Linked DNA regions of Homo sapiens: region 1 is linked to region 2. The links are chromatin loops, found by intact Hi-C in ENCODE. Cell type or tissue: OCI-LY7. All regions are shown on one strand. Links, peaks and the distances in the headings refer to the core of each region. The heading gives the core; the rest is flanking DNA.

Region 1 (9,569 bases), core at 2,929-7,928, 71 kb after region 2:
CATTCTTCCATGATCACTGGGTGTTTGTGCTTCTCTTCATGACCTTTGTGTGTTTTTGTGTTGCACGGAGAGCAGTGGTGAGATCTCGGCTCACTGCAACCTCCACCTCCCAGATTCAAGGGATCCTCCCATCTCAGCTTCCCAAGTAGCTGGGACTACAGGGCCATGCCACCACACCCAGCTAATTTCTGTATTTTTTGTAGAGGTGGGGGTTTTGCCATGTTGCCCAGGCTGCTCTTGAACTCCTGAGCTCAGGCGATCGGCCTCCCAAAGTGCTGGGATTGCAGGCGTCAGTTACCGTGCCCGGCCGTATTGCACTGTTTTCTTATTATTTTGAAAGGTTTTCTTGTAAAATAAAGGTATTGACCCTTTATCATAGTGTTAAAATATTTTTGCCAGTTTGTCGTTTGCCTTTTTATTGTTTAGTGTTTCTTTGGCTACATAAATCTTATTCTTTTTCATAATAATTTATTCTATTGATGTGGCACCTAGAAAGGGCTCAATTTCATATTTTCTTCTGCTTTTAAAAGACTGTTTTATGTTATGCTAGTCCACATGTAATGATTTTTAATATATCAGGTGAGGTCGTAAGTTTAATCTTTTGCAAATAACCAATTTTCCCATTACTTTTTGAATAAGTCAAATCTTCCCTCATTGGTCCCTTTTTTTATCTATTAAGCACTTAAATATTCTTGGGTGTCTCCGAAGTTAACTATTCTATTCTATCCATTTATCAGTGCTTATGCCCACAGCATAGAGTTTTAAAGTAGCTTTCAAATCTCCTTTAATACTGAGTTGGGTTAATTACGTGCAGTTCTCCAAGCCTGTCTCTAGCCCTTTTAACCTGCTTTGTCTTTGTCCAGAACGTCCTGCCCTCCCCACCCCACCTTGTCACCTGGGTAACCCCAGCCACTGATTTTAATTGACCAGTTGTTCATCCTCAGGCCTCCCTTCCCCTCCTTTACCTCCTCGAAATTTTGAGCCTCTCAGGACCACAAGCAGCATCTCATTCTTATCCTCTGCCCAGCAGCCCGACATCCACAAAAGGTGTTGAATAAAAGCAGAGGTCAAAATGGAGCCAGATGGAGGTGGGTGTGGGAGGTAAGCTTCAGCGTTGATCTTTAAGTCAGAAGCTTGACTTCAGGAAGGTTAGCCAGGCCTTCCAGAACTCAGAGTCACATAGGCCTCGTCCTGACTTCCACAGTCTCTTCAAAGACTTCCATCAAATCTCCACCTCACTCTAACCTTCTGCAGAACAATGGTGACAACCCCCGTTAATGGGATATTAGGAGATGATTTCTATTGAAGATCCAAGTCAAAGATGTATGGAACTGAATTTTAATTTTGACAGCACAGCATGTGAATAAACATCATGGTGCTTTATTGCTCTAAGTCTGCTGCAAAATTCATTGCTTCTTTACAAGTCAGAAGCCCCATAAACAACTTCTGTAATGTTCCAGTAACTACTTTGACTGTCATTTCTGATATTCTGAATGATTCATAGAAACTTTCTGCTGATTCCAACGGCAAAAGTACTTTCTGTCTAAAGCATTAAGTCTGAAGATCCATAACTCTCAGGGTCATCAAAAGCAGTTGGAAAAATAGCTGAAACTGGCAACAACAAGACTCTGGAGGCAGCATCCCTTTACTTAAGGATCATGAACACTGACGTAGGGGTTGTTGCATGCTTGTCTCCATAGCTATCCTTGAATAGCTTCCAATTTCAAAGGTGTGGGAAAGGTCTTGCTCTTGAAATCGAGTGACTGTCTCATTGGATTTGAAATAGAAAGGGACCATATTTCTTTAATTATGCTCCACACCAAAGATGCTTAATTTGTCCTGAGTAAACAATCAACACCCCTTCTAAATGTGCACTCACATCCTGCATTAGAAAATAATTGGTAAGATGGTCCCTCGTGTGTATAGGAGTGTTAAGTTTTCAAACCCTATACCAAGGTTTTATAAACAAACTCTCCGTGGTCTGTCCCCATATCCAGGCGGAGCAGGGCACTGCCTGAGTGGTAGGTTGGAGAACGCTGCTTACGTTTGTCGCCGAAGCCCACACGCCCACACCCAACTGTCACAAAGCCTGAAATTCCTACCATTAGAGTTACTACTTTTGGTTGATGGCTTCAAGAAAACCCTTGCTCAAAGACAAATATAACAGGCAAGAATTCTTCCATGACACTCAGTTGCAAATAGCATCGCACTTCTTTATTTTTCTATTGCAAATTAAAAGGTGTTAGGGTGGCTTATAAAGAATAGAATAGAGAAAGGGGAAAGAATTCTTTCAGTGGTGACCCCAGCAGACATCACCCTAATGAAGTGATGAGGGCTGGCACACTGGTGATGCCATGTGGGTACGGTATACTTTCCATGTGATGGGATAAGAAGGGCACTTCCCCAAATCCCACCACTAATCATAAGAAAAATCTAATCGTAAGAAAAATCTCCACAAACCCAGTTTGGGAGACATTCCACAGGCTAGCTGGACAGTACTATTCAAGGTGTCAAGGTCACAAAAAACTAGGCAAGCCTGAGAAACTGTCATAGGCCAGAGAAGACTGGGGACATATGCCGACTAGATGCTTTAAGGTACACAGAAGTGGCTCCTGGAACAGAAGGAGGGCACTAATGAAAACACTGGTGACATTCGAACAGAGTTTGGAAGTTAGTTAGTAATAAAAGGTACTAATGACATCTCTGAGTTTTGACAAATGTACCATGGAAATGTAACAATGGTAAAAGCTGGGTGAAGGACGTAAACTTTCTGTATGATCTTTGCAACATTTCCACAAATCTGAAATCATTCCAAAACAAGTGTCTTTTGAAGAGTTAGGAAGAAATCCAATATCCTTTTTACTCTCTGGTGCTGCCACCCCTACTCTTGGGCTGTACGGGACCTCTGGGAACATAGAGGGGCCCTAAACAATTCTCTAAGTCTAGGGTCGTACTCAGCTGGTTTGCCTTGCATCACCTTATGTGCTTGTGGGCATAGCCCACTGCCCACCGCTGTCTTTCCAGTGCTGTGGTTCTGTCTGAGTCAAGCCTCACTAGCTCAGCAAGCCCAGGTCAGGTCCATCCTGGTGCCAACAGGCAGTTTATGCCAAGCAATATTGTTTGGCTGTGTCCCCACCCAAATCTCTCCTTGAATTATAATAATCCCCACGTGTCAAGGATGGGGCCAGGTGGAGATAATTGAATCACGGGGGCAGTTTCCCCCATACTGTTCTCGTGATAGTGAATAAGTCTCATGAGATGTGATGGTTTTATAAATGGGAGTTTCCCTGCACAAGCTCTCTTGCCTGCTGCCATGTAAGATGTGCCTTTGCTTCTCTTTGCCTTCTGCCATGATTGTGAGGCCTCCCCAGCCATGTGGAACTGTGACTCCATTAAACCTTTTTCCTTTATAAATTACCCAGTCTCGGGTATGTCTTTATCAGCAATGTGAGAACGGACTAATATACCAAGTTTGCCAGCCCCTGCATTCTAGGTTCGGTACTGGGAGACACTTGCCTTGGCTATCAGGGCCCTGCATGACAGATCAGTACCCTGTCCTTCACTGGCCTCCAGGCAGGCAGCCATTATCCAAGTTGTCACCTTCCTTGAGGTAGTGCCTGCCCGTGGGAGTGCCCTGCACTGTTCCAGAGTCTCCTCTCCTGCCCTCCCACCAGCCTTGGGGCTCTGCTCCCTTTGTCCTCCTCTTCACCCCACAGAGCCCTGTCGTTCCAGTGGGTTGTGTACTGTCTCACACAGGAACTCCGACTGTTGAAAACAAAGATATCTAATGCTCCTTGGAGATAAAAGAAGTTCAGACATCCAGGACACGGAACCTGGCTCCTCATTTGGGATAAGAAGGGAAAAAAGCTACCTCTTTTTCTTTGTCGTAGAGCTTACAACTTGAGAAAAGTAGGAACGGTTAATTCTCAAGCTGGTAATTCCACCACCTCAAATGTTCTGTATATGGCCTTGCCCCACCCGCACATGAGGAGTGACATCACATGGTGATGGGAAGCATCAGCACCGGGCCCTGTACTATCCCCCACCCCGAAGAGGGAGATGGGGAAGGATCTTGCCATACACAGTCAGCCAGGAGCCCTGGCCAGGTCCACCAATGGGAGTAGCCAATAGAAAATAGTGTGGGCCTGAAACTGTCTTGGGGGATTCCAAGGTAACCACTCTGCATAAAAATGAGGCTCACAGACCATGTCAGAAAAGAACCTTGCAATGAATATAAGACTCTTCTTTCCTGATATGAGTTCAGAATATACTGTCTCCCAAGGCTTGACATCTGTCCTTTGGAGACATGTGTGAGCTTGCTCTAAATGGTTAAGTAAAGAATCAGGAGTGCCTTCCAAGTCCACGGCAGGATTGGGAACAAGGAGACCCTGCCTGGGGAACTTGATCACCACAGGGTCTGGACCACCTCTCTCAACATCACTGACCATGAAGCCCCAGGGGCCACTGCGGATAAAATGACTCCAACCTGGGCAAAAGCCACTGGGGTACAGGGGGTGTGTGTGTGTGTGTGTGTGTGTGTGTGTGTGTGTTTCTAGAGTGTGAGCCCCCTTCCTTTGGGTAAGGGTAACCAAAATGGGCAGGGAGCGGGATTCGAGTAGAGATCTTTAGAGGAGGAACATGAGAAGGGGGCACCAAATGAGAACCAGGGGAGCCCAGTTAGGACTTGTGGGCGCACTGGCAGGATGGTGGCCACTACAGCCAGTTTACAGGAGACCCAGCAGCTTGTGCAATGTCAGGGTGCTCTCAGGGCAAGCTGCAGCATCTCTGCCCAGAGCAAAGACAGGAGGGTATCCATCCACCGGACCACCGCTAGAACTGATTTGCGGAATGGTCGCGGGATACACAGCCTCCCAGCTTCACTCTGCAGCCTCCTGGGATTCTGAGTCACCTAATACACTTTAATAAATTCCTTTTTTGCCTCACAGGGCCAGACTTGGTCTCTGTTATTTGCCATCAAGAACCTCAATTGACACGTTAATTCCGTTTATCCCAAATTTATATAGATAAGTGTCACATGGAAACAATTCCCTTGTGCCTGGAAACAGTAAATTAAATGGATGGAATGGAACCAACCAGGCTGCTGTATAGCAAAAGAGAATAAAAATGTGTCTTTGTTTCCTCCCTCCATAATGCATATTAAATAACACATCTTACATTACATCTAAGCCTCAGAAACTTAAAAACCACTAGTAAGCACACGAGGGCTTGTGAGTTAATTATAACAGCCTTTGCTAAGTTCGGCTTGTGGTTTTCCTCTTATAATGAAATGTCAAGAATGGGGGAGGTAAGCTCAGTCGTGTGTTGCCGCTGATGTTTTTAACCAAAGGATCTGAGGCTGTTTGATATTTTTGGCTTCATAATTCCCATTTCCAGTCCTGATTTGGAAATAAAGATTGAAGTCCAAAGAAAAAGAAAGAGTGTTTCCAAGATACAGAATAGTCTGGCGTTCCGAGGTAAAACCTTAAATGCCTGAGGTCCATCTTCCCATTCTTTTGAGATTGCTTTTTTCATGTAGCAAGCTGTACTTTCCTGTTGCTCTTTTTGCCCCTTCCTGCCTTAGGACTGTAGGCTGGTGTCTACCTCAATGTATTGCAGTATTCATTTTGTAGCTGCTGACTTATTTCTTCTTGGGATTCCTCTTGAAGAATAAGACTTCAAACTCAGGACTTGGCACCAAAAAGAAATGAAGGTGTCACCATGTTGCTGTTGGATGCCCATGGGGGTACAGAGCTGTGTTTCTCATCTTCTTTCACCCCTATCACATGAAGTAGAGCCCAACAGAAAAGGGGTTCCCATAGCTGAGGTAGGCGGGGTGGGCATTATGCTTCTTATTCAGCTTTGAAATTTCAAAAGCCAAGAGACAGAGGTCAGTGGTGCACGATGGTATTATTTTGCCCTCTGTGAACTAAGCACACGCTTTCAGTATGGGTTGGAAATTCCTAACACTAAAAACTACCAATGCTGCTTTCTCTAGCCAAGGTGCAAGCTCTTCTGGACTCTGTGCATGTGTGTGTGTGTATGTGTGTGTGCATGTGTTGGGGGGAGAGTTGTGTAGAGGTGTGTGTAACTGGCCCTTGTCTTTCATAGAACCCAGGCTTATCTCACTGTGTCAGATACCCAGTCCCTAAGAATGACAGGAAGTGAATTTCGTCCCAGCCTGAGTTTGACCCATGTGGCTCCACTTCCAGACCCAGGATGACATCCAAGTTCTTCCGAACTTCCGGATCCTGAGAAGCCATTTATAACTGAGGAAGAGAAAGCCAGAGGGAAGTTGTTGACTGCAAGAGAGATTTTCAGTGAAGCTCCCTGAAAGCTGTAGAGAAGGCAAACCAGGAGTCCACTCTCTGCTCAATTTCCTGTTGAGTTCACCCAGCCTCCTTGCCATCTGGCCTCAGCAATAGGTGAGGGCCCTCACAGGGCCCAGCACGGAGTAGGCGTGCAGTCGATGATGGTGATGGATAAATAAATGAATGTTTTATTTGCAATATCACTCTAGGCTCAAATTCCCAACAAGGCATGACATTTAGTAGCCTCTTTGCAAATGTATCTTTTCACAAGGAACTTGGCCTCCAAATCTTGGGTGTGTACAGAGAATACAACTTTTCACCAGACCTATAGGCACATCGTCCGAAGCGGTCTGTCCCACCTCTATGGGATGACCACTTTCCTTTGTCTAGCACCTGACACCCTCCAAAGTCCTTTTTCTTACTTTACCTCATTTGAGTCTCAAAACAAGAAAGGAGGGCAAATTTTATCCGTTTTACCAGTGAGGAAACTGGCGCTCTGTTATGGGCTGAATTCTGTCTTCCTAAAATTCATATGCTGAAACCCTAACCACCCCCCCGAACCCCACAATGTGACTATATTTGGAGAAGGGGCCTTTAAATAAGTAATTAAGTTGAAATGGGGTCATGAGGGTGGGCTCTCATCCAATCTGACTGGTGTCCTTATAAGAAGAGAAGATTAGGACACAGACAAACACAGAGGGAAGACCATATGAACACAGCAAGAAAGTGGCCATCTGCAAGCCAAGGAGAAAGGCCTCGGGAGAAAGCAAACCTGCTGACACCTTGATGTCCGATGTCTGGCCTCCAGCACTGTAAGAAAATACTTTCTGTTGTTTAAACCACTCGGTCTGTGATCTTTTGTTATGGCAGTCCTAGCAAACTAATACAGGCTCAAAGAGGTTAAGTAACTCACCTGAGGTCTCACACCCAGTAAGAAGAGTGAACTTTTGTCCATATGCCCCAGTTTGAAAATTCCTTTTTTTTTTTTTTTTTTGTTTTTGGAGACAGGGTCTCTCTCTGTCACCCAGGCTGGAGTGCAGTGGCATGATCACAGCTCACTGCAGCCAAAACTTCCTGGGTTCAAGCGATCCTCCCACCATAGCCTCTTGTGTAGCTGGGACCACAGGCACGTGCCACCATGCCTGGCTATTTTATTTTATTTATTTTTTGTAGAGACAGGGTCTTGCCATGTTGCCCAAGCTGGTCTTGAGCTCCTGGGTTCAAGCAATACTCCCACCTTGGCCTCCCAAAGTGCTGGGATTATAGGCATGAGCCACCGCATCCAGCTTGAAAATTCTTTATCAAATAAAACAATTTATTTAGGTGGGGAAACACTGCCTCACAGCTGCTATTGCATAGTGGGCCTCTGACTGACTGACTTCTACACCGTTTAATTGCCTGAGGGTTATACACACAGGCACGAATTATAATGTTCCTTTAATTTCAGGCAACATTGATTCAATTAATATTTACAACAAACTGTTTCTTCGATCCTAGGCAGCACTGGGAAATAATACATGGTCCCCAGTCCCCACTCCTTATGACCCTCACCCCACCTCCAGGGAAAGCTGAAACAGCCCTCCTTATCTCTCGTGATTTGTTCAATAATCACATGCCCTATTTGAGCAACAGGCAGAGAATGACAAAGATTCTGACACAAATTAGACTTCTTCAGATAGATCTGACTCCAATTCAAACAGCTTTTTGACCTTGACTTATTTCCTGTGGGTTTAACAAAAGCGCATCTTCTCCCCTCCCCACCCAAGCCAGAAGGGACTCTGCTCACCCACAGGAGGCCCACTTTGTTTTTGTTTTTGTTTTTTTTTTTGAGGGGGAGTCTGGCTCTGTCACCCAGGCTGGAGTACAGTGGCACAATCTCGGCTCACTGCAACCTCCACCTCCTGGGTTCAAGCAATTCTCCTGCCTCAGCCTCCCGAGTAGTTGGGATTACAGGCACCCACCACCACACCTGGCTAATTTTTTGTATTTTTAGTAGAGATGGGGTTTCACCACGTTGGCCAGGCTGGTCTTGAACTCCTGACCTCAAGTGATCTGCCCACGTCGGCCTCCCAAAGTGCAGGGAATACAGGTGTGAGCCCCTGCACTGGGCCAGGAGGCCTACTTTTTAATTCTACTGTTTCTCCTTTCCCTGCTTCCCAGGGACCCTTCCAGAGACTGAGTTGGAGCAGGTGGTTTTGCTTTGCGTTCTGACCAGGAAGTGAAACCTGGGTGTGAGCAATGTTTTGCATTATGGGGCCATTTCACCTTTTCCTCCCTGCCTCGGGAAGGAAGGCTTGCAGTGTCCAAACTGGGTCTGACCTCTCAGGGGACATTTCTCAAAGCAGTGGGAACAAGAGTCCCTCAGTGCTGGATGGCTGGGGAATGGGTGGCCGAGGAGTGAAGCTCTATTCTGGGCAGAGCACTCCCCCTTGCTGAAAGGGCTGGAAAACGCTTTTGTCCCTGCTGGAAGTGGAGTAGCGTGGGATACAGGGCAGGGGGTCGCTGCTGAGTTTATCAGGGGAGCAGAGATTAGGCACTACTTGGTTAAAATACTAACTGCTGGGCTGGGTGCAGTGGTTCACGCCTGTAATCCCAGCACTTTGGGAGGCCGAGGTGGGCGGATCACCTGAGGTCAGGAGTTCAAGACCAGCCCAGCCAACATGACGAAACCCTGCCTCTACTAAAAATACAAAAATTAGCCAGACATGGTGGCATAGGTGTGTAATCCCAGCTACTTGGGAGGCTGAGGCAGGAGAATTGCTTGAACCCAGGAGGCAGAGATTGTTGAGTTAAGATCACGCCCCTGATCTTGCCTGGGCGACAGAGCAAGACTGTCTAAAGAAAAAAGTAATAGTAACTGCTGAAAGTGACAGAGACGTAATCCATATGTGCAACCGCCAGATGGCCACATTCTGTGTTCTGAGCCAGGTTCCGCCGAACGACCGCCCTAGATGATGATTTCGCACCCTGCCCAGCTCCAAGACCAAAACCTCAGTGTTTTGAGAATTCAATTTCCTACTCATTGATTTAGATAACATACATGAACTTGAATTCATTAGAAATATGCCTTTGTGTCTTCATGATCACCATCTTTGTGGTTTTCAAGATGATTGTTAGATCCTTATCAAAATATAAACAATTGGCAATGGTTCCAATTGTGTCAACAAAAGCCAACTTCAAACCTGTAATCCTCATGCTGAGTGGAGAGGCTGGTGCCCCACCCGGGCTGTGACATGGTGGCTTGGGAGATGTGTGACTCAG
Region 2 (9,569 bases), core at 1,642-6,641:
CTAAAACTGAATTGTAGTGATGGTTGTATGGTTGTACAAATGGACACATTTTCTGAAACTTATTTAACTGTGCACTTACAGTGCATGAATTTTCTGCTATGTAGATTATACCTCAATGAAACTGTTAAAAATAATTACAGATGCTTTGAAATGCCTTCTGGCAGTACAGGAGAAAGTTTCCCTTCTACTTCACAGTTGTGGATTTATTTTTTGGAAAACTGGACTTCTCTAAAAAGTCAGACCATTATGTAACCTGGCCGCTTCCCCCTTTTCCAGGAACGCGGGCAGAACATCAATGTCTGTCTATCTGCCTGCTGGTCAGCTTCCTTATGAGGAGGCACAATACCAACTGGCAAGCAGGGCCTTGCTGGTCATTTGCCCACTCACTCAGCAATGGGGATGCCAGGGGGGAAATAATTCCTTTGAAGCCCTTTCTATACTGTTGTGCTCCTCAGCAGACAGGATGTAGGGTCTTTCCTATGCTGCCAAAATCAGCAGCAATTGTCAAAAGAAAACACCAGACCAGTACAATAAATGTGAGGGATTTTTCTCACCAAATAACTCATTTCACTTTGAAAGTACAAAGCAGTTACATTTCTAACCTTGCAACTTGAAATCATACAGCTATTCAAAGCTAATGATCAAGGCAGGCAGCATTTTGAAGAAACAATTGCCATTTTCCTCCTTGCTTGTTCAGATAATGAAGGAATGTGTCTTACACATCTTCTACCCTCTCCTACCCTCCTTCCAAATAGTACCCTGGAACTGTGCTAAGTGCGTACTAAGCTCTGGATAAATACTTGTTGATTTGATTGATTCTTTGTCTACCCTAGTGACAATGGCCAGATTAGAATTGATGGGATGATTCCCGAAAGCTGGGAATGGAACACCCTGTACACTGTGGTCTCAGTAATTTGATTAATGATGATGTGTTTTACAATGATTACTTTCAAATCACAAATCTCCAGAATCCCTCAAATCCAAACTGGGTCTGGAAGGCAGGGGGAAGCTTAACAATATTTTGGCTCTCATCAGTTCATGTCAAAATTACAAACCAATTCCAAGTAGGTGAAAGTTATTATAGCTCACAGTTATATGAAAACCAATTTCAGCATTGCTAATGTTTAAAACAGACAGGTGCTGCGTTCAATTTTTTTTAAATGTCACCAGAGTTTCCACGTGATTTATAATCCTAATTCAAAAAAAGCAAAGCTTATGTGAGTCCTTGGCAAAACGCACAAAATACAAACTAAAATGAACAACAAATGGCAACTCGATATTGAACTGGGAATTACATTTTGTGCTGTTTCATTAACTTTTCCAAGTATTTCTTTCTAAAATGCACTCCTGGCTACCCCCGACACACACACGAGATAAAGGAAGAGTGCACACAGATGGCTCCCGTCCAGGCCACTCAGCGGCTCAAAGTGAATGTGATTCCTGTGTTCTCTCCATGCAGATCGTCAATGATGAAGCATGCAGTAAATAACCCTCCCTCCCTGGAAGTGAAGACAGCCTGTGGGGGAGAACTGGCTCCATTAAAGGCTTCAAGCCACAGGAGTTGTTTTCTCCGGAGATGATGAACGTGGGCTGGAAAAAGAGACAAGAGTCACCTACTTCGTGCAGCTTTTTCCCCCCAAACTGCTAAAAGTCCTTTACCCTCAAATAAAATCATCAAGAGAGAGCTGGAAATGGCATCTCTTGCCACAGATCTGTGTTTTATTGTTATTGTTTTCACATAGTATTTACTTAAAGTCTGCTGTATATCCAGCCCATGTGTAACTCACCAAATTTTGAGCATCTTTTTTTGACTGTGCCTGCCTATCCAGTTCTTTGTAAGATCCTTGAGAAATAGAATTGAGCCTTTTCTTCTTTGTAGCTTTGGCCTCTCAGCCAAGGCCTGGCAAAGAGTGTGCATTCAATTAATGTTGGTTGAATGGATGAATAGAAATGAATGGATGGGTGGGTGGATGGATGGATGGATGGATGGACCAATCAGTCAATAGATCTCCCCATTTTTAAGCTCCTGTGTGTCAAAGTTCCCTGGCATTGAGATTGTCCTATCAATGCACAGCATTAAATTCCTGCCGTCCATCTGTTTCGATGGTAAGCTTGGAGAAATACTTGTGGAAAGAGTTCCTTGCTTCTCTGATGCCACATGTGGAATGCTCTTTGCCAAATGCACTATTTGTCACTGAACACCACTCTTCCTGATATCTTATTCCATTTATAGATTCTGGCTCTGGAGTGCAAGATTTTATTTTTTGAATTAAAATGTGATAAGAGACCTTTCAGTTCCCAGAGTTTCTTCTCTTGTCTGTAGGTCAGAAGTTATTGGCTAGAGTCCCAGTATCTCCCTTGAGCTACCGCATGCGTCTGCTGACCAAATCTTCTTAGCCTTCAAACCAAATGATGTCATTCTTTATGGTGCATTTTTCTAACAGATTTACACTGACGTACACACACATACTTTTAATTTCCCACTGCTTACAGAACTCGCAAACAAGTGAGCAAGTTGTAATTCTACATGGTGAGCGCCTCACATAAATTTTTTGGTGACAATGTGGATGATAAATGTTGGCTTTTATCGAGCTGACTACTGGTAGCTGTATGGTTTTGTGGCATATTATATAATGTGATATGCAATCACTGATGGAAAGATGTCTCTTAGAGATATAGCACTTATAACACAAATTTTTATGATAATAAATACTATTTATTAAGTATCAAATGCCAGGCACCTTGCAAGAATCCTACATACATTGGCTCATTCATTCCACATTATAGTCCTAGGAAGGAAGAAATGTCTTTTCCATTCTGCTGATGAAATAACCAAATATCAGAAGACATATAACTAGCAAGTGGCAAGTTAGGACTTATACCCAGATCCAGCCTCTGTTCCTTCTATTTCACCACATGGGTTATATTGTTTTCAGAAAAACATGTTTCTCTTGCTTATTTATTTTGCTTATTACACAGGACATTGTGGTACTGTTCATGAACTAAAAGCCATGCTCGGAGTGATTGTGGTTTTGAGAAAGAAAGAGAGAGAGAGATAGAAAGAGAAGGAAGGAAGGAAAGAAGGAGAGAAAGAAAGAAGAAAGAAAGAAAGAGAAAGAAAAGAAAGAAAGAAAGAAGGAAGGAAGGAAAGAAAGGAAAGAAAGAAAGAAAGAAAGAGAAAGAAAGAAAGAGAAAGAAAGAAAGAAAGAAAGAAAGAAAGAAAGAAAGAAAGAAAGAAAGAAAGAAAGAGTAGCTGTAGTCCCAGCTACTTGGGAGGCTGAGGCAGGAGAATGGTGTGAACCTGGGAGGCAGAGCTTGCAGTGAGCAGAGATCGCACGCCACTGCACTCCAGCCTGGGTGACAGTGCGAGACTCCATTTCACAAAAAAAAAAAAAAAAAAGAAAGAGAGAAAAAGGAAGGAAGGAAGAAAGAAAGAGAAAGAAAGAAAGAAAGAAAGAAAGAAAGAAAGAAAGAAAGAAAGACCAAATGTGTATATTTTCTTCAACTTCAGTACAATGTAGCTCCTCAAAAAAAAAAAATCCTTAATTTTTCAGTGCCGATTTCCACAACATGCATATTCACACGAACTCTGGCATGAGTCTTGTTGATTGCTTCCAGAGCAACATGCTTTGTCCCAAATTACAAGGAAACCACGAAACAATACTGCACAAGGCTGGAGGGATAGGACATCACCACACTTGAAAGTCACATTTGCCAATATTGGAGCATCTACAATGAGAACACAGGGCACTCGTACAGCCCCTGTGCTTGGTTTTTGCTTTATGGAGTTTGCAACCCAGTGGCAAACAGGAAGCTGGCAGCAGGAATCTGAAGGTCAAGAAGCTGCCTTTTTTTGGCATATATTCTCCCTCTCCACTTCTTTACAGCTAGTGCAGCCATGACCCTCTAAAGAACATGTCTGTTCTTGTCTCCGGGGTGTTGTGGTGATGTTGTGGTGATGTCGAGGTGCTGAGATGGCTTTGGGGCTCAGCCGAAGGTCAGCCTTTATCGAATTTCGCTTCATGGCCCAATAGGCACAGAGCTTGTGGTTTACACTCTATCTCTGTGAGCACCCAAGGCCAAAGCAGGCTGCCCAAGACGGAGAAGAGAAGAACACCCCATGGCCCAGCAGTTCAAGCCACCCAGGGCAGCCACCTCCATGGCAGGGACACTCCAGTGCCTCCCTCTTCACCTACCCCCACAACACACACACATGCCCCATGCACGTTCCTCCTGTCTCCCATCGGAGTCCCTATTCCCTTAGCCCCACATTTTCTTCAGTCATTCAGAAATGTTCATCTCAAAATGCAGCAAGTAATTTCTTCCTGATGAACTGCTCCTTCTCTACCCCACCCTGTAACCCCCGCCCTGAGGTAATTTCCTAATTCTCTTTGACAAGACAGTTTACTCTTGACAAGGATTAGAGGTTATTTTTAACCTAAACCGCACACAAGGAAATGATGCAATAATTTCTTTGAGCTGGCTGAATGCTTCCTCTTTTTTGGTCTTCGAATTAATATGATTCTGAACTTTAAGTTGTTTCTGGCCTTTTTGAGCAATTTCGTAATCACAGAATAAAGTCCACGTCTTCCAATTTAAAATCCTTGCTCGTAGTGATCTTTTCCTGAATGATTGGCATTTTTATCCAATGTAGACTCTGATGTTAAAAATCAGAATGATGTTGATTTACCAGAGGTTCTCCTGAAGATCTTTTGGATCCCAAGTGATCTCCTTTACTGTCTTTATCCCTCTCACAAAATCTGCTCAAATACTGGAAAAAAGATGATCAACTCTGCCACCTGGGGCCATCCAACTGTCCTCTGTTCCTCTGATTTCTTGACTAAGACATTCTGTGAAGCACACGTACATTCCTTTTTTTTTTTTTTTTCCGAGACGGAGTCTTGCTCTGTCACCCAGGCTGCAGTGCAGTGGCGTGATCTCAGCTCGCTACAACCTCTGCCTCCCAGGTTCAAGCAATTCTCCTGCCGCAGCCTCCTGACTAGCTGGGATTACAGGTACATGCAACCACGCCGAGCTAAATTTCTTTCTGTATTTTTTAGTACAGACGGGGTTTCACCACGTTGGCCAGGCTGGTCTCAAACTCCCGACCTCGTGATCCACCCGCCTCTGCCTCCCAAAGTGCTGGTATTACAGGCCTGAGCCACCATGCCCAGCCGCACATAAACATTTTTTAATCCATCACTTATTTTTAAAAAATATTTGTGTATTTAAGTCCATATGTCTATATCAGGGTTTCTCAACCTCAGCACTATTGACATTTGGGGCCAGATAATTCTTTGTGGGGCATCCTATGCATCATAGGATGTGGGGCAGTATCCCTGGCCTCTACTAACTAGATGCCAGTAGCAGCCCCCTCTCCAGTTTCAACACCTAAAAATGTCCCCAGACATGGCCAAATGTCTGCCAGGGAGACAAAAATGCCCCCAGTTGAGAAACACTGGCCCTCATACTGCTTTAAATGACAAGTTCCTTTTGGACAGGGACTAACCTAATTTGTACAGACTTCAGCACAACAGAAAGGTGCTTAGAGAAGGCAGTTCTATGGTGATCACAGTCAGTAAGCATGCAACAAGAATTGTTGACTCACATCTAGAAAAACAGAAAACGTAAGCACATGATCAAGTAAATAGTGGGTACTGTGTCTCATTCAGCCTTCCGTTCTTGTCAATAAGAGTAAAACAACAGTGCTTAGCTCTCCTGTGTGAACCTCCCAGAGGAACTGAAAATTTGAAAGATGGAGTTCATTTCCTTGTAATTAAACTGTTCCCATAAAATAAGGTAAGAGGCAGGTAAAGGGAAATCCCCCACAGCAGTGTGAATGGTTATAATCTTCATGGAGAAGAGCCCACGCTGGGATGCACATTCTTTCACAATTACTGTACTGTTCTTCCAGGCCGGGAATTCGGGGCGGCACCACATCCTCTTGCAGGATCTGCCCCTTGTAAAAGCACTTCAAATATTTTTCATGAGTGAAAAGTCAAAAGATAGATATGAACTGATATATCGTTAGAATTGCTGCTGTTATTCAACCACTCAAATAGTATTAAACCTCTGGATCTGGCAAACAAAACCTGCTAGATGATCCCTTTATAGGCCTCTCTCTAGGCAAAAGAACAAAACCTTTTATCAGTTAATCTAATGAATTACATGGGTTATTTTTATTCTATTCATAAGAGACAAGGCGTGTAAGTCTTGCTTGTTCTTACATCCATTGGATAACAATTCCATTAAGCAAATATTTATTTAAACTAAGGGTATGGCAGTCTAGCCTGACAGTTATCAGACATCAAAGTGGAAATGCTCAAATGAGTAAAAAATCAGGCTCTGCCCTTGGAGAACTTAGAGTTCTGATTTCTATAACAATTTGGTTGTGCATTTGTAGTCAATCCCCAAATATATTTGCTTTTGAGTACCTGAAAGCCTAATGCTTGCTGCAAGCTCTGGAAGAGGTTTTAAAAATCCAGTGATCATTCAAAGGCGTGAGCAACTCCAGGTGATGAAGTGACGGAGAAAGAGTTTACGGAGACATGGCTTTTGAAGTGAGGGTGGGTGTTCAAAACAACATGAATGATGAGGTTTTATTTCCCCCGATTTTAAAATTAATACATGTTTCTTGTTTTTAAAAAATATATGCAGGAAAAAAGAAAAGCCTGAGGAAAAGAAGATTTCTCGTAAGCAGTGGAAAAGTTGAGCAAAAATGCAGGACCTGGCCTGCTAGGGGTGACAGAACCTGTGGCGGACCCCGTGGAGCTACGGAGAAACATGAGGTGGGGGTCTGAATGCCAGATCTAATCAGGAGGGCAGTGGGCAGCCATGGATGGCTGAGTGTTCTGGGCATGGCTCATTTCATGCTCATAACAACCCTGTGAGGTTGCAAGGGGTCTGATCAACCTTCAGATGCAGAGGTGGAGGATTTAAGGTGTGCAGTAACTTGCCCAAGGTCATGCAGCTAGCAGATGGGAGGAGTGGGCACTCCAAAACCCCGTGCCCCTCAAACAAAGTGGGAATTGAGGGGGGCAAACCAAGGATTGCAAAGGTATAGCTGCAGAAAGTGTGCCTTTGACGCAATAGAATGGTGATGTCATGGATTTAAAAAATCCAGATCCAGAAAAAGGATCTGACTTGCTTTGTGGATAAAAGACTACTTTACAACCCAGAGACATCCACGTGGAGTAGGTGGCTCAGCAGTGCTCATTGGTGGAAGGCACTTTCATTGGCCTTCAGGTACCCAGCATGGCCTGCCACTGATAAGACACCACCTGAGTCAGGTCAGGATCCCTTTAGGTGATTTGAGCTGCTCTTTTTGTACTTTTCGAGGAGATTTTATGCAACTGGCCCATCCCAACTGTTCTGGACTGTCTGGTTTGAAAGCCAGCCTGCTCACCAGGGGAAGCCCCAGCCTATGTCTGAGTGCTTCAGTGCTACCTGGGAGGCTCCAGGATGGAGTCCCAGGCCTACCTCACCTGGGTAGACCCAGGCCTCACACCAAGAAAGAACCTTCCCACAATAGTCAAATGGTGGAAGGAACGCAAATGTCCATCAACTGATGAATGGATACACAAAATGTGCGTGTGTGTGTGTGTGTGTGTAATGCACTACTATTCAACCATGAAAAGGAATGGTGTACTGATTACTGATACATGCTACAATCTGGATGAACCTTGTAAACATTACGCTAAATGAATTATTTCATTTACACGAAACATCCAGAATAAGAAAATCCACAGACAGACTTGCTATTGGTAAAATATCAATGGATAACATCAAATTTACCATTAAAACCATCATTAAGTATACAATCAGTGGTGTTTAGGACATCCACAGGGTCATGCAACCATCACCACTTTCCAGAACATTCTCATCACCCCCAAAGGAAACCCCTCACCCACTGAGCATTCATTCCTCATTCCTTCCTTCCCCCAGCCCCTTGCAATGACTAATCTACTATCTCTATGGATGTGCTTATTCACTTTAAAATGGTGAGTTTTATGTTATTTGTAATTTACTGCATTAAAAAAATAAGCAATGGGATTGGATGAGGTGGATGAAGAAAAGGATCCCAGATTGAGGATTTGTGCACTCCAAGGTTTAGAGGCCAGCCAATAAAGAAGGTTCAAAAGAAGGAACTCATCAAATAGGAGGAAAACCAGGAAAGTTGCTGCCCCAGAACTCAAGTGAGAAACAGTTTCAAGGAGAGTAGAGTGACTATCTTTGTCAGAGTGAATTTTGTGTGGTTCAGGTAGATACAGTCATGTTCACCTACACAGGAGGGGACCATTTCACACTCTTGACCAGCAATGCATGAACAGGCTCAGCTCCCAACAATCTTGCCAATACAGTATCCTCAAAATGCTTGCCAATCTCAAAAGTGAGAAATGGATCTCAGTGTTGTTTTCTCTTGCAGTTCCTTTATTGAGAGTGACGCTGAGCATCTTTTCAAATGTTGAAGGGCCATTTATCTTCCTTTGGCTGTGAACTATCTGTTCATGGACTTTGCCCATTTTCTGTTGAGCTATTCATCTATTTATTTTTAATTTCTAGGAACACTTCAAATATCAGAGAGTTGGTTCTCTGTCCCCTGGCATCTGCTTCTTGAAACTCTTCTCTTTGTTTCCACAAGAGCACTCTCTCCTAGGTCTTCTCTCACCTCCCAGTATCTCACCTCCACATTTTGGAATTTTTTTTCTTTTGGGCGTGTGGGTTGCTCTTCTCCTTTGTACCTTTTAAGGCTGGTGTCCCCTGTCTTTGACTGTCTTTCTTCTCTACACACTCTTCAGCATCCTTCCCCTCCCACCTCTTCCTCCACCGCAATTCTAATTACAACTGTGTGCTCAACTACCAAACCTATATGGAACAGGATGTTAAAATAAGACTTTCTGACGTTGCAGTCTGAGCTGAGACCCCAAAGCTAAGAAAAGGAGTGTTAGGTGCCCACACATTCTAAAGAGAGGTGCTAGACCTTCCATGCAGACACCGCAGAGGGTGACCCAAAAAAAAAAAAACAACCCTGCCCAAGGACCCTATAGCCTCATCCTTAGAGTCTTAAAAGAGGCTTGGGTATTAATCCTGGAGTTCCTGCAGGGTAGAGTTGCAGGGGTGCCATGGCTCCTCCCAGCCACCCCCACACCAAGCAGGGGGCTTGAAAAGAATCTTTGGCGAGCCTGGCCTGTGTCTTATGATGTTGAGGGGACAGAGAGTTTCGTACCTGACTCACGCTTTAAAACCTGTGAAGGTGAGAAGCTGGGTTTGCTTCCTGGGCAGCAGAGGGGTGAGAAAGAGCCCAAGGGGAATGAGCACAGCTCCCAGCTATGCTGTTCCTGGAGGTGTGTCGTCCAGTGAACGATCATTTTCTGAGCTGGGCACAGTGGGTCACTCCTGTAACCCTAGCAACTCAGGAGGCTGAGGCTGGAGGATCACTTGAGGCCAGGAGTTTGAGACCAGCCTGCGTGACATAGCAACACCCTGTCTCTACAAAATAATAATAATAATAATACAAAAATTAGTTAAGCATGGTGCTGTGTGACTGTAGTTCCAGCTACTCAGGAGGC

Evidence for each region. Peaks named below come from ENCODE experiments on the same cell type or tissue, not always from the same donor. Only the 100,000 strongest peaks of a DNase experiment are listed, where the experiment ranks them.
Region 1: it touches region 2 in a loop (2.5-fold over the local background); 3 of 110 quality-filtered maps call a loop at or near these places.

What each region holds. Positions count from the first base shown.
Region 1 is chr10:114,090,861-114,100,429 of GRCh38, forward strand. No RefSeq gene overlaps it. Among named protein-coding and RNA genes, the nearest start is that of ADRB1, 52 kb to the left of the region's middle. In OCI-LY7, for the core only: no CTCF peak of the experiment used is centred there; DNase peaks (open chromatin) are centred at 5,251 and 5,561; H3K4me3 peaks cover 1,270 bases; H3K27ac peaks cover 1,168 bases.
Region 2 is chr10:114,021,046-114,030,614 of GRCh38, forward strand. It overlaps LOC105378492 (a long non-coding RNA gene), which reads left to right. Exons shown (of 3, transcript XR_946332.1): 3 at 1,460-1,650. It overlaps LOC105378493 (a long non-coding RNA gene), which reads left to right and starts at 6,308. Exons shown (of 3, transcript XR_946333.3): 1 at 6,308-6,566; 2 at 6,658-6,788. RefSeq lists enhancers at 3,721-4,060, 5,081-6,280, 5,332-5,441 and a silencer at 5,712-5,761. In OCI-LY7, for the core only: no CTCF peak of the experiment used is centred there; DNase peaks (open chromatin) are centred at 3,796 and 4,446; H3K4me3 peaks cover 1,423 bases; H3K27ac peaks cover 2,313 bases.